Linked DNA regions of Homo sapiens: all the other regions are linked to region 3. A link is a contact called in ENCODE Hi-C or POLR2A ChIA-PET data. All regions are on one chromosome and are shown on one strand. The core of a region is the stretch at or near the end of the contact, and the rest is flanking DNA. Distances in the headings are between cores, read along the strand shown. Region 1 has its middle 240 kb from the start of CDH5. Region 2 has its middle 220 kb from the start of CDH5. Region 3 has its middle 180 kb from the start of CDH5.

Region 1 (4,271 bases), core at 1,196-3,695, 59 kb after region 3:
GTGAGTCTGAGCTCTGTCTTCTGATTTCAGCCAGGCCAGCTCCACTCACACAGGTTTTCTGGGTTGGGGCTCCCTGTCAGATTTCATGTGCTGCTCTAAAGCCTATCCACAACTGACAGCAAAGTAGAAGGAACATGGGATCTGCATCAGCCTGTTCAGGTTCTTGCCCAGCAGCTCCACTGTATATGGTTGTGTGGAGGATCAGGATGCCGATGTCCCAGGATCTGAGATGAGTGCTCCTCTAAGTGAGCCCAGTGACACCCATAGAAACTGTGGGAGGTGGGGTGGGCGCCTCCTGCCATCTGGATGCAGTAGCTAGAGCTCAGCTAGGGTGGGTAACTTATTTAGGGTCCCATGGGTAGTAAGTGTGGGGAATTGAGATTCAAGTCTGGAAAATTCTCAGTTCCCGGGACATATGCTACTGAGCAGCCTCTCACCTGACCTCAAGCCTGGTGTGGCTTTTTCTTTAGTTGACAAAGAGGCACTGAATCTCTGTTAATTTGGGGAAGGCACTGCATCTCTTTGTTAATTTCCCTGCTCTGGCTCTTCTCTATCCTGCCTTCCACTCCATTCCTCCTCCTTCAACTTCACCTCCCATTTTCATCCGTTCTCTGCTCAGTTTTCTTTCTGCTTCATCCATGACCTCCTGGAGGCTCCTGGCTTATTATCTTGGAATGACCGAGGACAAAGAGGTCTGCTTCATAAAATTCGAGGGTCCCTGTTAGCACTGAACTTGACATTTGCACCCTATCTGTATCTGATGGGTTCTCTTCCCTCTGTGCCCTACTGTTCCACAGCTAAGCAAACCTCCCCAGGTCCAAAATTCAACTCTGTGTCCCATTTAGTGAATAAGACGATGCTTCTTTGGTGACCCATCCACACCAGGGTGGGTCCTGGTATTAATAATAAAAGATGTCCCAGGTTCCATTGAATCCATTAATGTTTCTAACTTAGCTGACTCATTGTGTAGAATATGCATGACTAATCCATCAAAAAAGAGAATTCTCACATTGCAAATTTTTGTATGTTTATAAGAAAGTTAGATTTTCTTGTGCTTTTCTCCCCACAGCACCTGTCATTCTGGATAAGGATAGCATGTTCATAAAAGGGAAATGAGTGGAGAAGGAGGGAAGGAGTTGTGAGCAAAGCATTTAAAGCGTTGCCAGAATATAAGCAACAGTGCTTCATGTCGTGAAAAACTGAGAAAAGGAGTCTTTATGTACAGGAAGAACTCAGCAGCTGACCTCAAGAAGAAAGGAAAACATCCTCTCTTCACTTTTCTCTGGGATGCCTGTGCCCAGGGTCTTGAGTTTCCGACTGGGGCATAATGGATTTTTGGTGGCCTGTGACTTTATTATGGGTCTTTTCCCAAAGTGTTTTGAAATGGTATGAAAGAGTGTATTCAGTTAGAAACCTTGAGTTCTACTCCCAGGCTACTTAGAGGTTGTTTTGCAAACTTGAACAAGTCAAGTAAACCTGACTTCAACTCTACGCAATGGATTATGCAATGGTTGAAGTTCTAAGCTTGGAAGTTTCCAATGAGAACAAATAGGGGTGGTGAGAGCTGCCCTGCCCCTTTCAGGGACATTAAGAGGGTCACCAGGCAGGTGAATGTGACAGTGCCCTAAAGTTATGAAGAAATCTGTGCAAAACTGTATGTTGTTATAGTTCTTCTTGGGGCTGATGCACCGTGACCCCTTCAACAGTTGATGAATCATGGGATAATTGTTGATGAGTCATGGGATAGGTGCTGCTTCAAGGGATGTGGATGTAGGTTGGACAGAGGCCGACCCCAACTCTCTACTCATTTGCACTGTGCATGGCAAATTTGTTCTGGGAGTTTCTGCTTTGCTCCTGTCTTAAGCCATCAGACCACGTGTTCAGTAGTCCAGCCCTGGCCACAGCCTCTCTGCCTGGCTGGGCCCAGGCTACTTCTAAACTCTCTGTTTTTTTTATTTTATTTTATTTTTATTTTTTTTTATTTCAGATTTTATCCAACATGGATGTCTTGATCCAAGAGAAAAAAAGGGATCCCTTCAAAGTCCTTTCCCCAGTTTCCTGCTTAGTCCCACTCCTAGAGCCCTAGGGGGTTCTGTAGCTCCTCTATATTTTCAGGGAACTGAGCTGAAGCCAATACGAGATTTTAAAAGATACCCTATCCTTAAGCAAAGTGAGTGATGGTGCTCAGCATCCATGCCAACGGTCAAATTTTGGCTGTTTTATTCACATATCTATGTAATTTGTAGTTTTTTGGGGGGTGGGGTGGAGGTGGCTGGACCAACAACAAACAGCTAATCTAAATGAGACATTCCTGGAAAATGAGGCACATAAAGCTTTCTCTTTTCATATCCAAAATGGAATAAACAATTCCACCAGCGACCACAGGAATGCTGCTGGGGCACGAGGGCTTCAGCCTTCCTGATGGTCAGGCACTGACTTTAAGCTTAGACTCTAGAATTTGTTAATGAGAGGCCCTCCTGGACAGGAAGGAAGGAGGCTTGCTTGGGGTCTGATCTGTAAAGCACACTGGTGGAAGCTGTTTACATGCAGCTACACAAGAGGCTTCTTCCTGAGTACCAGGCCACCCTCAGTAAGGCACTGAGTGAGCACCAGGCATCACCAGGAATGAGGTCTCTGCCCCAGTCCTGGCCAAATGGAATAAGCAAACAGACTGAGGGTGTGTCAGTGGCTTTCCTGAGTTCCCGCACCTGGTAAATGATGGAGTTTAGACTTGAAAATTCTGCCTCCTGTCTCCAGGTCCAGGGATCTCTCTGGGACGTCAGAGAAGTCAGTTAATCTCTGCCACTCCTTCCTACCTGGATGTTCAATGAAAAGCCTGTTGGGCTTTCTGAGGACTAGAAGGGGGACACTGCCGAGAATTCAGTGAGGCCAGCCCACACCCCCACCCCTTCTAGGAGATTACCTTTAGATCCTCCAGCCCCAGTCTGCAGCCTCCTGGGCTGATGCTTTCTTTCTCTATTTACAGACACTAATCATTTCCCATGCAATTGAACAACTTAATAAGCTGCGAAAATTTGATAAGACAATTTAATTGTCGGCTTTTACATATCTGCTCAATATAGTTGGGTTTCTAGGGAAGGTGAGTGGGGAATGTGAGCAGAGGCACTTAATTAAAGAACTAAAACAGTGGGGCTAGATTAGAGAGAACTCTGGCAGACACCAACCCTGGACCTACGTCTCTTCTCTCCCCCTTTCACATGGGCCCTTTCTTTGAAATTTTATAAGCTCCATCCTCTGGGTAGTAGCAAAATAGAGATGCAGGCCCAGGCACTTGATGTGCAGTGTGGGGAGCTGACTTTGCATGGGGCGGCTCCCAACTGTTATCGGGGAGCTTTTTCTCGGGCCCAAAGTGGTTGGGTTTTAAGGGGAAGACCTAATTCTGCGTGTATGGTCGTAGCTCAAAGGGATAGTTCAAAATGGCCTCCTCATTGATGGGGAAGGATGGGGGCTGATTATAAAAAATTATAATCATTTTTTTGGTCTTTTCCTCTATCTTTTTGGGGAATTTTATGGCCATTTGGGCAATGCTGCATCATGGAGTATTGATGCCAATTTTAAATCACACATCCTCATTTTATCTAATTGAATTCTCATGCTAACTCTGAAAGGAATAGGAATCATTATTCCTATTTCACAGGTGCAGATCCTGAGACTCAGAGAGGTTAAGAAACTCGCCCAACGCCACACAGCTAGATAAACACCTCAGGATTTAAATAGATTGCAGGGGACACCAACAAGGCTCTGCTCAGATCCCCTCAGATCCCTCTGGCCCATCTGTGCATGCAGTAACATCTGCTTCACCGTTGACTGCTTGAACCTGTGGATCCACTTCACCTAAGAGCACAGAGAGCTGAAAGGGCCTGGAATCCTGTTGCCTCCCGGGCAGCCTGCAGCCAATGAGTAACTGGTGCTGGAAAACAGAAGGCTGCTCCCTTGCTGGAGGTAGGACAAACACTGAGGTGTAATCTATGCTCCAGGGTCCCCCAGGGGATCAGGCTGAGGTTGGGACTTTGCCTAAAATCCCACCCTTGCTTGGTTTCTTCCCTTTCCCTGTTTTTCCTTCTTCTCTCACTCTCTCATTTCTGTTCCTTCTTCCTTAAATAAATCTCCTGCACACAAATTCTCATCTCAAGGTGTGCCTCTGGGCAGCCTGATGTGAGATACAGATGTGTGTTTGACCTCAGCCTGCCCTTTCTGGAGTCCTGCAGCCTCGCCCCTTGTTTTGTGGGGTTATCAGATCTCGCTACGTA
Region 2 (4,183 bases), core at 1,142-3,641, 38 kb after region 3:
CCCAGGCAGTTGAGAGGGAGTTTTGGAAGATTCTTGGGCAGTGCTGTCATTGAGAAGATTCCAGAGCCCCTGACCTCTTTTCAATCCTCTTACTCCCCTCAAACCTGTTTATGTGTTTTCTGATGAAAACAGGCTGCTTGCGAAAGTCTTGCTCCTGTTTCTGTCAGCGTATTCATTTAAGGCCTGCACTTTTGATTCAGTTTCTGGTGGTTCAGGATTTTGAGCTATGCATTTTGTGGGTTTGGTATGCATGCGAAATATGTATTTTGAAGGCTGCTTTGGTCTGTTTTTAGACAATTCAAATATTTGGATAGTGCATTCCTGTCTTGCCTCTCTTGCCTGTGTTTGGGGGGCCCTGGGATTTGCTCTCCCTGAGCTGTTGACTCTGGTTGTCTCAGCCCTGAATGCCTCCCAGGGTCAGCCTTGCTGGCCACAGGCCTGATTGGGAATCTAGAGCCACCCAATGTTAGAGAAAGGAGACTCCTTAAGGATCACCCAGTTCACACCCCTCCTGTCATAGATGGAGAGATGATGGCCCAGGGACCGGGGTGGGGGTGGGGCTTGTCTAAAGTCACAGGGCAAATGGGAAGCAGAGTGGGTGACACACCCCTCTGCTGGCACCATGCAGGGCGCTGGGGGTACAGGTACTGTTCCTCCCACTGCACTCACCCTCAGGCCTGCACATCTTTCTGTAGGTCCACAACCCCATCACTTATTAATACCCAGGCTGCCTGACCTGCAAATACCCAGAAACTCAAAGCCAGTCAAACAGACCATTGTTTTCTGAACTCCAGTCCTTCTGCCTGGGTTCTGGCTGAGGGGAGCGTTGTGCTATGGTAATGCTCAGGAACCCTGCAAGGAAGGTGGTGAATTCCAGCTGCTCCCTCTCTCCTCTTGGCAGAACATGCATGTCTGGGACAGAGGAGGGAGCAAGAGAAGGATAAAGGGGCCCGTGGGCCAAAGCTTTTACTGGTGTCTAGGGTGATCCCCAAACAAGTTTCTTGTGGGGTGTGCTCTTTAAAACACTTTTAAAAATTTTGATGTTTTAGAGACATGGTCTCACTCTGTTGCCCAAGCTGGAGTGATCATAGTTCACTGAAACCTCAAACTCCTGGGCTCAAGCAATCCTCCTGCTTATCCCGGCTTCCTAAGTAACTGGGACTACAGGTACACACCACCACACCCAAATAATTTTTAAATATTTTTTACTGATGGAGTCTTGCTATGTTGCCCAGGCTGGCCTCAAACTCCTGGCCTCAAGCGATCCTCCTGCCTAGACTTCCCAAAGTATTGGGATTGCACGCATGAGCCACCATGCTGGACCCCGTGGGGTGTTCTAATTGGTGGGTTTGGGGCAAGCAAGCATGATTTCCGTGGGGTCATCCCTGTGCCATGCCATCTGCAAAGTTCACGCAGGGTGTGGGGGTCAGTGTGGCGAGGCAAGGAGGTTGTGTTTAGCTATCTTATAGGGAGGTGGTCACCAGGAGGTGGATGTATAGGGCAGGTATCTGGATCCACCCCTTTGAGGAACTGGGAGGAGGCAGAGAACTGGAAACTGTGTCCTGGGTGAATGAACCCTGCTTCTGGTCTGAGAAAGTTAAGCCTTTATAATGCTACAGCAACATAAAATAAGAATTCATTCCAACTCTGGTGGCTTTGCTTCTCCCGGCCTTGGCTGCCTGGGCCACCTACTAACCAACAGGGCACACAGGGAGGGTCCCCTTTCCCTTGCTCTGGAGCTTCCTGTGGGGTCCAGCTAGCCTCTGCTTGCGGTCCCACCCTTGCCGGGCCCCTTCCCTTCCCTGCCCTGTCCTTCTCTCACCGCTCCCTCCCAAGAGCGTTTCCTCACTGCCTCAGTGCATCCAAATCCTGCCCTGCGCTCTGCTTCCAGGGAATCTGCCCTAGGTCACTTTCCCTTCTGCCCTTTTTCCTTTTTCTTCCTCATTTTCTTTCTTGCCAGAAAATCAGCTGAATCAGGAGAGTTTAAATCAGGGGAGTGGCCAGCAGCACTAGATGCAGAAGGCAGAAACAAAATCAAAACGAAAGCGTGTTTATTGGCTTTGGCCTTTAGAAAGTTTATTGGTAACTCCTAACAGTCTAATTGAATATCAAGGAACAGTTAAACTTCACCTTTCTCCTTTACTGCTGGGCATGTAAATCTTAAGGAAACAATCTTTAATGGTGGGAAAATGCCGGGCAAGTCAATTCCTTTGTCTTAGCCTTAGTTTTTCCACCTGCAAATTAAGGCTTTTGAGCTAGACGATCTATCCAAAATTCTGTGATTATACAAATGTATTCTTGCATAACCTTATGCAAGTGAGAACATTCCTGTTTACCAAGCTTTCAGTTTGTGGCCTAGCACAGTGCTGAGCAGGGTGGGGTGAAGTATCCATTTCCCCTCTCACAGCCACCTTGTGAGACAGGAAGTGTGTTACTTGTAATTGCTGCTTCACTCATGTGTCAGTATGCCAAGGCCTCCCAGGTTTATGTCTCCAGCCTGGATCTTGTCCCTTGAACCAGTTGGGATTGGTCTGTTTCTTCCAACCATAAAATCCCTGACCATGAGAGCATTAAATAACCACAGTGGGGTTAAAACCAGCATGGGAACTCTAGTAGACATTGTAGAATATGCTTCAAGATTATCCCCAACAAGGGATGAGGGAACTGGGGTGTTTATCCACCAAGTCTTGTCCATTATTGGTAGAGAGCTGCTTCTGGGAGGTACCAACTCCCTGGCACTTCTGGTCTGCCCATGTGAGCTGAGCATGGTCCAGTGACCAGAAAAGGCCCTCAGGCAGAGTTGCACGTGCTATAGTGGAAGCTGTAGGGTCTGCATGCTCAGGAGTGGTAAGGACTGAGGGAATATGGGCATGGGTGTGATGCTGGCAATGGCTAGAAGGTCTGAGGGCTGAACCCTTTGACATGGGCAAATTAGAAGGGACAGTTTTGCTTGTGGTGCAGGTGGTTCAGATGGTGCAGAAGCATATTAACAGCTGCATAGCAGGTTGTTAGAATGGGGAAGAGAAGGATCAGAACTGGAGTGAGAATGACTCCACAGTGACGAGAAGACAGGAGCAGGGAGAGGAGGGGAGCGTGGGGTCAAGAGAGAGTGTCCTCAGTTTAAGATGGGGGACTCAGGAGCAGGCACAATTGGGGGTGAGGGAGTTTTGGAGGAGGAAGGACAGGAAGCCATGAAGCCTCAAAGACAGAGGAGAAGTCTATGGAGCATGGGGTGGGATGGGGGCAAGTATGGTGCAAACATACGTGGAGTGGCTGGTTTATGGTCAAGACAGGGAAGAAGGGAAAGGTGGGACCAGTCGATGGTAGACATTTTTAGGGGCATACAGTTGACATCAAGATGAAGGAGTGAAGAAACAGGGTAGGAGGGCCATTGCCATCATGGCCCCATTTCTGTGGTCACTGGTGAATCATGAAAACCCAGACCCAGAAGACCCACATGGTACCAAAAACTTGGGTTGGGGTGGCAAATTTCTTTGCAAATTCTGGGACAAATAAAAACGTCCCCTTTCTAGCTAATTGCATGTTTATGGATCTAATTACCAAATTACAATGATGAAAGAGAGAATTCTTCAGACTTCAGGAAGTAACTTAGAGTGATAAATATCTACTCCTTTTCTCTCCTTACGTCTTAACTAAAAAAAAAAAAATAGCAAGACAAGTTGCTTGTATCACGTAATGTTCTTCATTTGCTGCTCCGCTATGGTTTTCAAAAATGGCATGCTGAACAAGTGTATTAATTCGAGTTTGAAGTCCTTTTGTACTAAAATATTGAGTACAGGAACATATAAAATTACACATTTTTGTTGTCTGTGACATAAGTTATATACCCAGACTGTCCAACATGACAGGAGACAATTTCATTTTCCTGACAAGAAATAAAGATGCCTAAACAGCCTGATAGTTAACATTATGAGTTGCAGTTAGACACTGGAACACTAAATTTGGAGCATGATAATAACTTTTCCAAGTGCCCAACTTATCTCCCATGCCTGCCAGCACGTGTACTTCTACATAGTTTATGGTTTTAATATGATTCTGCAGGTTTGTCCAAATCGTATTACAATGAATTCCCTTTCAAAGAAGATCCAGCTGAGTAATGAAGAACAATGTTTGCATTAAACTTAACGATGGATTTCTTGGGCTGAAATGAAACACTTGGATC
Region 3 (4,361 bases), core at 680-3,179:
TAGTGCAGATATCCCTTAAACATACTAATTTCATATGCTTTAGATGTATACCCAGAAGACAGATTGCTGGGTCATACGGTAGTGCTGTTTTTAATTTTTTGAGAAAACTCAGTGGTGTTCTCCATAATGGCTGTACCATTCTACATTTCCACCAACAATGTACAGTGGTTCCTTTTTCCCAATCTCCTGCCAGTGCTTATTGTCTTTTGTCTTTTTGATAATAGCTATTTTAATAGGCATAAAGTGATATCTCAATGGAGTGCCAGTTTACATGGGAAAAGGGCTCTGGGAGCTTGAACCATCTTCATGCTATCCACATTTCTGGGTCCTAGGATGCTGGTGGGCCCCGCTTCTGTAGGGGGCTGGCACCCTTAGCTTGGTGAAGAAAGAATTTCTTTGACCAGGAATCTCCCTGATGACTGATTATTTTGCCTCCTTCTCAACCACAGCTCTGAGGCTTCTGGGAAATTATTTTTAGGAAGCAAAAACTAGGCAGATGGGAGCCACCAATTTGATCATTGGGAATGGCTTCCTCAAGTTCTTAGTTTAGAATATTGGGCAGTCACACACTAGAAATAGCTCTTGGAGATTTCCCATGCTGGGTCTCTGATTTTTAAAAATGGTACATGCAGTCCTTAAATTTGGGCTTGTAAGTTCAGCTGAACTCTTTCCAACACAATAGACTGCTTCTTGGCAGGGTTAAAAAAAAATAGGCCTCTATCAAAACAGAGGTTCTTTGTGGAAAACCTAGGGTGCAGTGATGAGAAACAATTGCGGCAGAATGACTTTATGCTGCAGAAATAGAAAAGAAGAACCACAATTAGACTGTGTTACCACCCACCCTGCAGCAGGCAACAGTGAATTTTGCCAGATGAGAAATCTCGAATGGGGTTTTGGGGATGTCCAAACTGTAGTGTCTCAACATGACATTTTGTTTGCTTGGAGAGATGGCTGTGGTGGTTTGGTAAGTTTTCAAGATAAAGCAACGCGTAGATGATCACATTCTCAAGTCATGACTAAGAAGATTCAGGCTGTCTAAATAAAGGGAATCAGTCCTATTAAGTGGCCTCCAAATGTAATTAAGTTGCCAAGTCAGTAATTTCCTATATGTGGACACCTCATGCATGACTAACACCTTTGTTCTCCAATCAAAACACGCTAAGAAAAGAAGAAAACAAACACAAAATGAAAGGGATATTTCAAAATGCACCCCTAAGAATTTAGCCTTGAACTCTGCATGCTTTATTACAAACTTGTACCTAAGTCAGATATTGCTGAGGAAGTCACCCATTTCGTTTTACAAGGTTGGCCAAATGCTAATCTTGCAAAGGCAGCAGGCTGTGCCCACTCATGAACTGAGATGGGAGAGTCTAAGTAAAATGCCTGAAGAATCAACTTGAGATGTAGAGGAACAAGGATTTGACCTTGGGCTGTCTGGCTTCGGGTCTGCACTGTTCTAGGCCCTGCCACTGGTAACAAGGTCTCTTGCCATAGGAACAGTTGGTGGATATTGATTTTCTTGCAGTCATGGAGCAGCAGCCAGAGCTGGGGAGTGGTGTGTGCCATGTTCCCTCCGCTGTTCAGCCCAAGGCAACCGGGAGGTGAAGCATGGGCGAAAGAAGCTATCCTGTGGCTGTAGCTCTGAGATAATGATAAACAGAGGTGAGAGGCAGCCCCAAGTCCAGTGGGCTCCAAGAGGCTAGAATAGGCTCTTCGCAGTGCCAGCCTCCCCCAGAAGACAGCCAAGCTGGTGGGTTTGATCTCGGCAGGAGGTGAAACTAAGGGCCAGGCTGTTTACTGAGCTAGTCTCATGAAAGGAGTTGGATATTGGCAGAAATTTCAAAATCTGACTGCAGGACTGAGCTATTTATGTTGAAAACATTTGAATGACTTTTTCCCCCCCTCTTCTTCCACAATGTAAGATGGGCAGACTTCCAGGCTTGCCTCCGCACCCAGCCAGACTCCAAAAGCTGCCTGGTGTTCTCTCTGCCTAAACTGCAACGAGCCTGACTGAATAAATGCCCCGGCAGAACTCCCTGAGCGCTCAAGTTTAATATGCACTTGACCTCTTTGTCTTTCAGAAATGAAATTTATTGAGTTTGGATTCCAGCACCCCTGGCCCCCACTAACATCTAATTAACCAGACCACACTTTGACATCAAAAGTGCAGGAGAAAATGAGGAGATGTATTATGATGTTCTCTCTGCAGGAGCCCCAGGGGAGGGGCTGGGGAGCTGAGCCAGGGGTCTTTTGAAGTATCTGAGTTGGTGGTCTGTGTTCTGCCAGAATGCAAGATAAGCAGGTCCTCTGCCTTTGCTGCTTTCCTTTTATTCCCAACAAAGAGCTATTATCTTTCCTTTTGTTGTCACTTACTCTTCTTGGCCTGAATTTCCCAGGCTCTGAATCTGAGTTCTTCTGATGCACCAAGAGACAAGGGGGCAGCCAAATGTGGCACCCCCACCCACCCCAATATTCTCCTACGACCTTGCTACTTTGCCTAGATCCCAACCATGAAAACCACTCCTTTTTCATCAGGGTACTGTGTCTGGAGAGCGCCATGAAAATACATCATCAGAGACAGGATAATACATTAATAATCCATGAGAAGTGGAATCATGGCCCATTGAAATAGAGTTTGAGAACTACTTATTTAATCTAATTTCCTGATTTTAGGAGGAAGCTGCAAAGATAGAAGGATAGAGGAGATGAAGGCAAATTTTGACATTTGTCTAAAGCAACTAAGAATGACTGCAGAAGCCTTCTTTTCTATTCTCTGACTCTTGGGTGGATGCTGATCACGGTTTAGCCTTCAGAAATGGGTTTTTTTTTACTGGAATGGGGCAGAATGGGGCTTCTGGGACATGTTGGAAACTTCAGCTGCAGGAGATCATGGGGACAGTGCTGGGCAGGCCTGGGCAAGTCTTGGCTATGAAGCCTGAGCAAGCACTGCAGGACTAACTTAGGTAAAGGAGTGACAAGTTGACCAAATGCAGTGGCCAGAGGTTTGCGAGCACCTTGCATTTAATTTTAAGTTGTAGTGCTTCCCAAGAAGGCTCCATCTGGCAGGTAGAATAAAGCAGGAATGGGGTTTGGTATATGAACGTGAGGCCATGATTGTTTTTGAGATTTAAATGAGATAATACCCACACGTCACTTAACCCAGTGGCTAGCATACAGTATGTGCTCAATAAAGGGTTTTGATTATCCTTGTTGTTATTATCAGATAATGTGGATGGGGCAAAAGGAGACATTTCAGAACCTGGGTCAGAGGAGCAGAGAGAGGGAAGAATGGAGATGAAGGCAAAGCAAAGGGCAGCAAGGACTCAGAGAAGGCAGAGATGACCGTGGCAGAGTGCACCAAAGCATGCACTTATGGAGTCTCAAGGCCTGTCTGTCCTGGGAAGAAAGGGAAGAGGCATAGGGGTGTGTGGCCTGTTCTTTGCCTCCAGCAAGCTCCATGTGGTCAGGGACCATTTCTGACTTGTTGATGGTTCTAGTGAGGGCATAGAGCACACTGTGGGACACACAGCAAGAGCTGGTATCCTGCACATATCCTCTAACACTCATCATTTTAAGGCCACTTGACCTGCTTTCCAATTGCTAGTTTCTACCTTTCTTTGCTTGACAAATTTCTCAGGTTGCTGAAATCTATTAAATACTTTGACCCCCTGAGTGGAGGACCAGAAGTAGGAGAATTACACCACTGGGAAAGCAGTCTTCTACCATTGACTGAGTTTGTCAATACCCCAGCTCTGGAGGCATAAGTCTAAAGCCCTGGCTATACACTGCCTCTCAGACCACAGGCGGACTTGACATCACACTCCTTGTTGGCTGCCTTCTCTTCCTTGACTTTTCTTCTCCTCTCCAGGTGTTTTCTTTGCCTCACAGATAAACTGTTGGCACTTGAATTCTTACCTGAGGATCTCCTTCTGGGGGAACCCAAACTAAGTCCATGCTCCATAGCTGGTAGTTGAATGAATGAATGAATAAATGCATGAGGTGGGCCTACTCAATGTTTGCAGCTTTGCCCTTCTCACTTGTCACTTCATTCCAGAAGTTTCTGGTGCACAGGGTGGCAAATATGGCATCCACAGACTCAGACACCCCAATTTTGTCCCCAGACCTTGCTCTTTTTTGTGTGTTACTTCTTTTTTCCAGCATGATCAAAAGGAAAAGATTTTTTCTGCTGTAAAGCCCCCATTCTTGGGCATTCTGCTTAGCGATCCATACTTGCGTCAAGGAGGACCCTTCCTTCCCTCCTGTTTTTTCAGAGCCTGCTTCTCTTCATCACTCATTCTTAATGTTTCTTTAATAGAATCAGCCAAGAAACACACCAGACTGTTGTAGCTTTATCACCAAGA

Evidence for each region. A loop is a pair of places that touch in the nucleus more often than their neighbours do. ChIA-PET counts read pairs that join two places held with the same protein, here RNA polymerase II (POLR2A). Pooled maps may share reads with other maps.
Region 1: a map of IMR-90 shows a loop between it and region 3 (8-fold over the local background). The contact joins two enhancer-like sites. A Hi-C loop is called at or near these places in 1 of 168 maps with a recorded cell type or tissue (IMR-90) and 3 of 50 pooled maps. POLR2A ChIA-PET finds 5 or more read pairs at or near these places in 2 of 52 experiments (AG04450 and WTC11).
Region 2: POLR2A ChIA-PET joins it to region 3 with 18 read pairs in AG04450. The contact joins two enhancer-like sites. A Hi-C loop is called at or near these places in 1 of 168 maps with a recorded cell type or tissue (Caco-2). POLR2A ChIA-PET finds 5 or more read pairs at or near these places in 1 of 52 experiments (AG04450).

The regions. Positions count from the first base shown.
Region 1 is chr16:66,128,830-66,133,100 of GRCh38, reverse strand. No RefSeq gene overlaps it. Among named protein-coding and RNA genes, the nearest start is that of CDH5, 240 kb to the left of the region's middle. Within about 2 kb of position 2,445, at least 2 of the 41 ENCODE cell types and tissues checked have a DNase peak (open chromatin) inside an H3K27ac peak, as active enhancers do; they include IMR-90, where a contact is called at or near this core.
Region 2 is chr16:66,149,104-66,153,286 of GRCh38, reverse strand. No RefSeq gene overlaps it. Among named protein-coding and RNA genes, the nearest start is that of CDH5, 220 kb to the left of the region's middle. Within about 2 kb of position 2,391, at least 5 of the 41 ENCODE cell types and tissues checked have a DNase peak (open chromatin) inside an H3K27ac peak, as active enhancers do.
Region 3 is chr16:66,186,744-66,191,104 of GRCh38, reverse strand. No RefSeq gene overlaps it. Among named protein-coding and RNA genes, the nearest start is that of CDH5, 180 kb to the left of the region's middle. Within about 2 kb of position 1,929, at least 4 of the 41 ENCODE cell types and tissues checked have a DNase peak (open chromatin) inside an H3K27ac peak, as active enhancers do; they include IMR-90, where a contact is called at or near this core.